Linked DNA regions of Homo sapiens: region 2 is linked to region 1. Evidence: chromatin contacts called from ENCODE Hi-C or POLR2A ChIA-PET data. All regions are on one chromosome and are shown on one strand. The core of a region is the stretch at or near the end of the contact, and the rest is flanking DNA. Distances in the headings are between cores, read along the strand shown.

Region 1 (4,357 bases), core at 1,353-3,852:
AAGAACGTGGGGGATATAGCAAAGAACAGCATAAACGAGCGAATCCAATTTAAACATCAGGTAAAGTAGAAAACACCTTTTAAAAAAGCAAGAAAAATGAATTTGGAAGGGAGATGAAATTGACGTATTTATTTTAACGGGAATTTGACAAAGTCCCGGCACACTTCAAACTTGCAAAAATATGAACAATTTCTTTTAAAGTTTCCATTCACTAATTTCAAGTCATATAAAATAATACTGCCAAACACCTACATAAAGTATATTTGGGGCTTGTTTATGTTCCTCTTGATCTTTGTCTGAAAATGCAGGCGACAGGCAAATCACATATTTAACAGCATCGACATCACTACACTAGATGCAAAAATATAAAGCACTCAAATAGCCCCAACCTAATGTGCTGAATAAGAAAGACACCCTGAGAAGTGGCTACATGTAAGTGTGAACATATGAAAACCTCTCTCCTCTTTTCACTAATTATTTCTTCAGTTACTCTTGACTCTTCTCCCTCCCTCCCCGCAAGGAACTGGCACTACAAAATGGGGGGAAGGACCTGTCCAATCTAGAATTTTATAGCCCCATGATTCATACATCGATGGGAGAAGATTTTGCAAAACTCTTTACCCATAATGCTAACATCTTCACACACTAAATAACTGACAGGGCACTCGGTTTGTGCCTTTCACCCACCTATTGTTGGGCACTTTTCATTAATTTCATGAAGCAATTCAACTGACTTTCCTCTGCAGAGGCCCAACACACACAACACGCTTTTGTTGGATTCGATGATGGGGTGCCTGCAGCCTGTCCTGTATTATCATTTGATTTTCTAATTAGAAGATGAATGTGACTATTCATGGGTTATATTTGTGCCCAACTAAATTACATAAATTCAGGCCAAATCTTCCGCCTCAATGTCAAAGATGTAAAACGGAGACAGGAACTTTATTGCACATGTTGTGGGAGTGCAGCAAGCCAGGGAGAATTCTGGCACTAAGCTGCTGATGCCGCCGTCGAAGCTGCTTGCTGGTGAGCCTGTGATAAATATGGAATCAGCGTTCCTTTCCCTTCCTCTTGCACTGAGTTCTTAATGAGTGCACCTCGAATTACCAATAGCTAGTTTAATCAAAATAAAGACAACAAACTCCAAAGAAAACAGACCAGTTTCTCCCCGCCCCCCATCCCTCTGACCCTACCTTCTGTCCCCTTCTCCACCCAAAGCAAAATAAAACAACCCTGCCACCACCAATTCCACAATTTTGGGGAAATTTCATAATTTTCACTATGTGTCACTTAGAGATAAAACTGAGGTGCAAGGAAGAGGAGTAAATTCTTGTCTTTGCAGTCTCATAACAATGGTTACACCGGAGTCACTGGAGTCACTGTCAGCAACTTGGAAAAAAGCGGGGGGGACTTCAGGTTGAAAAACACCTTTAGATCTAAGATGACTGGCCAATTGAGAGAGATTTGTATTTGAGAGAGCAGGATTTGTAACTGTATAAATCAATGGAATACAGTATACTCAGGGGTTATCTACTATGAACTATGTGCTGTTAAATGCATTGTGTAGGGTAAGTAATCCCCAGTGAGAAGAACTGAGGTTCCTGACAGTCCTCACCAAAGAGATGCTTCCTATGTGTTTTCCACTCTCCTACAAAAGACCTGCACATTGTAATCTTCAGAATACACACTTTATTTTCTGCACGAGGGGGACAGGAGGACAGAGCCTGCCTAATAATGAACCTGGGGTTTGAGGGAGCCTTAGCACTTTGCACCTGACATGTAAACCTGATGCATTGTCTCCAGTGACACTTATTTGGAATGCCACCAATTCCAGCACTCCTGTGTACTACATACACATCTATCTCCTAAGATGTGAGCATTCATTAGCCATCTTAAAATATTAAAAATATTCAAAAATTAATGACACTAACAACCAAAGCCAAGTCCTTTTAACCCACAGAGATCACAACTAGAGGGCAAAAGAAAATGACCAATATAATCTACGGGCCCGAAACCCCATTCCAGCGCCGCACTGCTCCACGTGCGCTGCTCAGAAGATTAAATTGCCTGTGAAAGGTTCCTACGTTCATACACTAAAGTAGATACCCAGAATCCTGTTAACAAGCGTTAGACCAAAGCCAACTCGAGTTTTAACAAGGACTGACTTAAAAAGCCAGGCACTGCCAAGAATGAGAGAACCCTCTTCAAACAGAAATGCTGCATTTTAGTAAGAAATCAGTACTCTGTCAGGAGTTCCTTGACAAATATGGTCATCGGCGGCACAGGGAAATAGTTGCAAAGCAGCTGTTAATCAGAGAAACACATCGTAGAACGCTGATGCTAGCACTCGTGAAAAAATGCAACGGGCTAATTATGAAGCTATATATCTCACTAAAGAGGCCGTGTTCCTTGAGATTCCAGGCAGAGCACTCTCGGATCCAGGGTCCTAGGACAACATAATTCTGGTTTTCTACATGCAGGCTCCTCTCTGATCTACCATTCACAATGCCGGGCTCCCTGTTCTTTCTCAAGTCTACACGCTCTCTTTCTAGCTAGGGAACAGGCTGGGGAGGGAAGGAAGCAGCGGCAACCACAAGCCACATTCCACGAACATATCCAAAAGGTGACATATCCTAAACCAGAGTAGAAGAAAAATCTACAAGTATGCAAAAGAAAGCAAGCGTCGGAATTGTCATTCTCAGTGTGGCAGGAGGGCAAATGTGTGTGAGCCTCAATCCAGGATTTCCCCAGCTGCCAAAATGAAAAGAAAGACTAAAAAAGCAGCAGGAATAAACAAAAACTAGAGGCAGTTCTGTGTGCAACCTCAAAGGGAGAAAGAAAGCTTCCAGAAAGCTGCTCTCAGAGTGTGACTGCAACTCAGGGACGCCAAGGGCCCAATAGCCAGGTAAGAGGGGAAAGTTAATATGCAGAGGAAGGCTCGGTCAGCCAAAATTCAATACGCGCCTCTGCAAGGACAAGGAGGAACAGGCTCCCCGAAACCAGACTAGTGGGAGTAGGGGGGAGGGGCCTGCACACTCGGAGTAAAACCACTGGAATGGCAAGAGGGGAATAACCTTGAGGTGGACGAGCCCGCAGGCGGCAGAAGCGCAGAGCCAAAGTGCCCCCTAGCCGGAGCCGGCGGAGGCGCAGGCCGGGGCGGCCGCTCCGCTAACTCGCACAGCCCAAATTAAGTGTTTTCACTCAGGGAAAATGAAATGTTTTGCAAGATGAAACAGAATGAAAATTGAGGTTTTAGGTAATTACTAGTTGGCATTTACATATCACGGGCTGGTTCAACACCTATTCATTTTCCTCTTTTATTTTCAATTTTTAAAAATTGCTCATTAAAAATGAACAGATGACAGTGACAGGAATTTTTTTTGTACTCTTTCCCCTTCTCTGAGGGTTACAAAACCAAGAGGCAATTTTAGCCCATTTATCTATAATTAACGCACACACAAAGGTATGTTTCATGTACATTAAGGGAGGAAAGGAGAAGGGAAAGTCAACAAAAGCCAGGAAGTTCAACAATAAAGACAGTGAGTTGTACTCAGGTAGCCTCCTGCACCTGGGTAAGGAGCTGGCTAGCAAGTGCCCTGGCACTCAAGGAGTTAAAGGAAAGAGCCTCTCTTTCGACTTGGAATTTCCTGGGTTTTGTCACTGTGTCCTTCCCATTGTTGATTTGGGTTACAACACTATACTAATTAAGCTTGTGGGCCCTAATTTCCTTTGTTTTACTTTACTTTCCTCTGTCCTTTTGTTTTTCACATTAAAGAAATAAAATTCCGCTGGTAGAAGTGCACAGGAGTTGACATGATAGAACAGAATATATTTTAAGGCTATTGTGTAAATCTGTATTTAGGGAATTCTAAAGCATGCATTATTGACCCTAGTCTCTCTTAAAACTCATTGATATATGTAGTAAAAGCCTTTATGAAAAGTGGCAACTTCACATGCACAAAAACTACCTTTCAAAGTGAAATATCTCTGCCATTTATTTTTTTTCCCTTGGCCTTAGTTAAAAATATTGCATGAACTGCTTGCCAGAATGTCATTGTTTTGTTATTTGATTAAAGTAGTTCTTCCAGAAATGTATATTGAAATAAAAAGCATCTTAAACCACCACGCACTATTTAATGTCAAGGGACAGTGATCTTAGGGACGTAAGGGTGACTTTGGAGAGGTGTCCGTGTCCAGCCGAGGACTCTGGGTGCCAACTTCCAGCCCAAAGGGCGCTGGTGCAGTGGAGGAGCACAGCTTGAAAAGCAGAGCTGCTGATGCAGCGGGTGACGGTCACCACGCCACAGAAGGAGCTGTGGAGTACACGCCGGCCTGGAAGAAATGAAACCCTTGCTTG
Region 2 (4,099 bases), core at 729-3,228, 680 kb before region 1:
TCCATTAAAAATACAAAAATTAGCCGGGCATGGTGGTGTGCACCTGTAGTCCCAACTATTCAGGAGGCTCAGGCAAGAGAATTGCTTGAACCCAGGAGGCAGAGGTTGCAGTGAGCTGAGATTGCGCTACTGCACTCCAGCCTGAGAGACAGAGCTAGACTCTGTCTCAAAAAAATAAGTAAATAAATAGGTTCGATTAGATAGGCAGGTAGGGAGTGGCACAAATAAATAAGTGAATAGATGATTCTTTTTAAAAAGTTTTAAAAAGCCAGGGGATGGGGGCTGTTTGCCACCTTTGCTCCAAACACTTTATCACTTTTCCCATTGCCGACAATTGTTTATCTTTGCTAGTTGCATGGTTGCTTGATCTTAATACTAAGTCAGTGCTTGTCAGTAACTAGGAGTGACTAGCAAAGACTGTCTACAGTTGGGGAGTCAGCCCATCTGTGGTTCATTTTGTCCATATGTGCAACTTTTTACTTCTTACTGAAATCCTGGCTCTACCAGGTCTGCACCTCCCAAAATTTAAGGATATTTCCTAAACCAGAAGCATCTAGTAGAGTTATAGGTGTTTCCTATAAATCTTTGGTTGTAGGGATACACACTTGCTGATGAAGAGGAGGATCCTTTGATTTACCAGCATCGGATGCTTAGGAGTGGCCAAGGGGATGCATTGGCTAGTGGACCAGTGGAAACAGGACCCATGAAGAAACTGCACGTCAGCACCATCAACCTCCAAAAGGCAAGTCCATTGTTTCAGGTGACTGGGAAAGGAGAGCTCTGCTCTTCTCACTTACTCAAAACTTTTAACTGTTTAAACTGGGCAACCGAAAACCAGCCCAGGTGTTTTTTCCAGAAATCTAGATACCATGAACTTAGATCATTTTGTCTTTTTACAGGTGCCTAAATTGTAATTTTGTTTTGAATAGAGAAAAAGTAGAGAACAAAATGTCCTTTTGTGCTCCCTTGGAATATGGATGGTAGAACCTTTTGTTGCAAATACATTCTCATTTTTTACATGAAGGGAACAAAGCTAGTGAGCCCCCTAGTTGGCATTGAGACTGATGAAGGCTCTTTCAAACAGTGCTTTTCAAACTTCTCAAACTCATTGGGCTTACCAGTTGCTGGGAGTCTTGTAAAAATGCTTATTCTGTTGTTGGCAGTCTGATTTGGGGCCTGATATTCTGCATTTCTGACAAGCTGCCAGCTAATGTGATGCTGCTGGTCCATGGACCATACTTTGAGTAGTGAGGTTTTAGATGTTTCCAAGTGATTACTGAATTATCTCTGCTGGCCAAAGCCTAAGATATGACCAGCTTTTCACCATGTATGCCATCAGCTATCCACCTAAAAACAGGCAGTTTCAAAGCATCTCTAGTGAATCAGAGCACAATAATCATAATTACTTCACCAACTTTAAATAAATATACCACATCGAGTATTTTCCATTTTGCATTAGTCTTTCATGTTTCTGGTGACTGTAAGCAACTTCCAGTTTAGATTTCAGTGTTATTTTTCATCTATTAGCCATCTCACTCCATGTGCAGCAGCAGATAGAGGTGAAGAACTGGGCAAGACTGTGTCCTAGCTGACTCGTTCACTTCTTTTGGAAAAACCCATAAAGATTTGAACACAGTCCTTTGTGCATGTGTACGGGCTCACGCCCAGCTTTGCGGAGCACTGGGGGTTTATTACTGTTGTTTCAGAGTCTTTACTCACACAAACAGCTTCAAGTGACCACTGCTAAGAAACGTTTGCTGGGTTAAGATGGAGGTAGTAAAATATTCCTGGGTCAGGAGTGATGCTGCTTTCCCTCTGGGGATTTTGTAACTGCTACTCTGAGACTTTAGGAGGAAGAAAAAGGTTATCAGTCACTTGGCATTCCCAGGTAATCATTGAGGCCACCCTGCTGACACCTCACACTGGAGGGAGGGGCCAGGCAGGAGGCCAGATGTACATTTCCACCCAGATGTTTTCATCCTGACTAGGTTCAGAATGTCCTTCCAACCAGGCAGCCGTCCACCCTGCTTTAGAGCTTTGTTCTCTCTATTTTAGGAAATTCCTCAGTAATCTAGTTTGCTTCCAGGAAGTTTTGCTTTCTACCCAGACTTGGAAAAAATAAGCATAAACCTTGCCAGATAGACAAAAGAAAGACTCTTAGTTTATCTCACCTGAGAAAGTAGATCAAGTTCAAAACTCTAGACAGAATCCTCCACAGCTCACTCTCAGATCTATTTCATTGGGAAGTAAATTGTGGGAGCTGGGCATGGTGGCTCATGCCTGTAATCTCAGTAATTTGGCAGGCCAAAATGGAAGAATCACTTGAAGCAGGAGTTTGAGACCAGCCTGGGCAACATAGTAAAACACCATCTGTATAATAAAAATGAAAAATGAAAAAAATTAATTTCAGCCTGGGCAACAGAGTAAGACCCTGTCTCAAAAAAAAAAAAAAAAAAGGAATTGAAAAAATTTTAAAAATTAGCTGAGCAGAGTGGCACCTGCCTGTAGTCCCAGCTACTCAGGAGACTGAGGCAGGAGGTTCACTTGAGCCCATGAGTTCCAGGGTGCAGTGAGCTATGATTGCGCCACTGCACTCCAGCCCAGGTGACAGAGCAAGATTCTCTTCAAAAAAAAAAAAAAAAAAGAGGTAGGGGGCCAGGTGCAGTGGCTCATGCCTGTAATTCCAACACTTTGGGAAGCCAGGCGGGAGGATTACTCGAGCCCAGGAGTTCAAGACCAGCTGGGGCAACATGGCAAAATTCCCCCTCTACAAAAAATACAAAAATTAGCTGGACATGGTGGTGCATGCCTGTAGTCCCAGCTACTCGAGAGGCTAAGGTGGGAGGATCTCTTGAGCCTGGGAGGTCAAGGCTGCAGTAAGCAGTGATCATCCCACTTCACCACTCCAGCACAGGCAACAGAGCAAGACCCTGTCTCACCAACAACAACGACAAAAAAAGGCAGCAGACCTCATTGTTCAGAAGTAAATTGTGCCTCCTTATAATCATGTGATGATAATTAGGGATTGGTGCATTTATCAGTCTTAACCAACTTTCAGAGTAACAATTTGCCACCTCAGTCACCATTTTATTTGTTATGATAATATTAGATTTATGTGATACAGAAAACATAAAAACCATTTATGTATACTTCTAGAATGCCTTCCAGAATTTTCAGCAGCTTTACTGTCTGTCTGAATGATAATCTGTTTGGGTTTACCTTCACCATGAGTAAGCTGGCATTCCATGAACAGGCACCAGCATCACCAGATGAGGCGATCAGCAGTGGGTGGATGGCAAGAGGAAGCAGCTCGTGTTTACACAGTTGTTATAGAACCCAGAGAATTGAGAGTTGATAATGTTTTACAGAGCAGGGGGAAAGGGCCACATGGGGGACTTGGCCTAGTCAATAAATTAAGCTATGATTTTTTGAAAACCTATTTACTGCCATTTATCAAGTAATAGTAACAACTGACATTTATTGAGTGCTTTCCGTGTGTCAAGCACTGTGGTGGAACACTATATTAACTCATTTAATCTTCATGATAACCCCATGAGTTAGGTGCTGTCGTTGCTGTCCCACTTTACAGATGTGGACCGTGAGGCACTGACGGGTTAAGTAATTTGCCCAGTGTCAACTAGCATCAATGGTGGAGCTGGGATTTGACCTAGATAGCATGACTCCAGAGCCCACTCTCTTAACCACTGTGTTGAATTGTCTCTGCCTTACCCAGGCCCAACCTCATTTCATTAGAGGGAAAAAGAAACTAGTAATACTTCCCTGTTTATGTGCAGCTTTTAACAATTGCTGTATAATATAATACAGCTACACACAAACCCATCTTGTAGGGAAGAAACCAGGTATCTGTGGGCAGGAAAGGACTGGATGTTCCCATTGTGCTCAACAGAGCAAGGTCTAAAAATCAGTCTTTGGTATCTAGTCTCCCTCTTCCTTCTCATTCAGAGGTTCTCGTTGTATGGTCAGTGGTATTATTTAGTTTGTCTCTTGTAACATTTCTGCTTCGGTTTTTGACATAAAGTGATAGGTTGTCTAATTCTATTCATCCGTAACTCTTTAGAAGCAACAGCACATCTCCAGT

What was found. Hi-C counts contacts between places; a loop is a spot of excess contacts on that map. ChIA-PET counts read pairs that join two places held with the same protein, here RNA polymerase II (POLR2A).
Region 2: a map of ascending aorta shows a loop between it and region 1 (8-fold over the local background). The contact joins two enhancer-like sites. A Hi-C loop is called at or near these places in 1 of 168 maps with a recorded cell type or tissue (ascending aorta). POLR2A ChIA-PET finds 5 or more read pairs at or near these places in 1 of 52 experiments (WTC11).

Annotation. Positions count from the first base shown.
Region 1 is chr1:10,529,221-10,533,577 of GRCh38, reverse strand. The region is part of intron 2 of PEX14 (peroxisomal biogenesis factor 14); the gene reads right to left. Among named protein-coding and RNA genes, the nearest start is that of PEX14, 56 kb to the right of the region's middle. RefSeq lists an enhancer at 4,334-4,357. Within about 2 kb of position 2,602, at least 8 of the 41 ENCODE cell types and tissues checked have a DNase peak (open chromatin) inside an H3K27ac peak, as active enhancers do; they include ascending aorta, where a contact is called at or near this core.
Region 2 is chr1:11,205,955-11,210,053 of GRCh38, reverse strand. It overlaps MTOR (mechanistic target of rapamycin kinase), which reads left to right. Exons shown (of 58, transcript NM_004958.4): 25 at 596-742. Among named protein-coding and RNA genes, the nearest start is that of ANGPTL7, 19 kb to the right of the region's middle. Within about 2 kb of position 1,978, at least 8 of the 41 ENCODE cell types and tissues checked have a DNase peak (open chromatin) inside an H3K27ac peak, as active enhancers do; they include ascending aorta, where a contact is called at or near this core.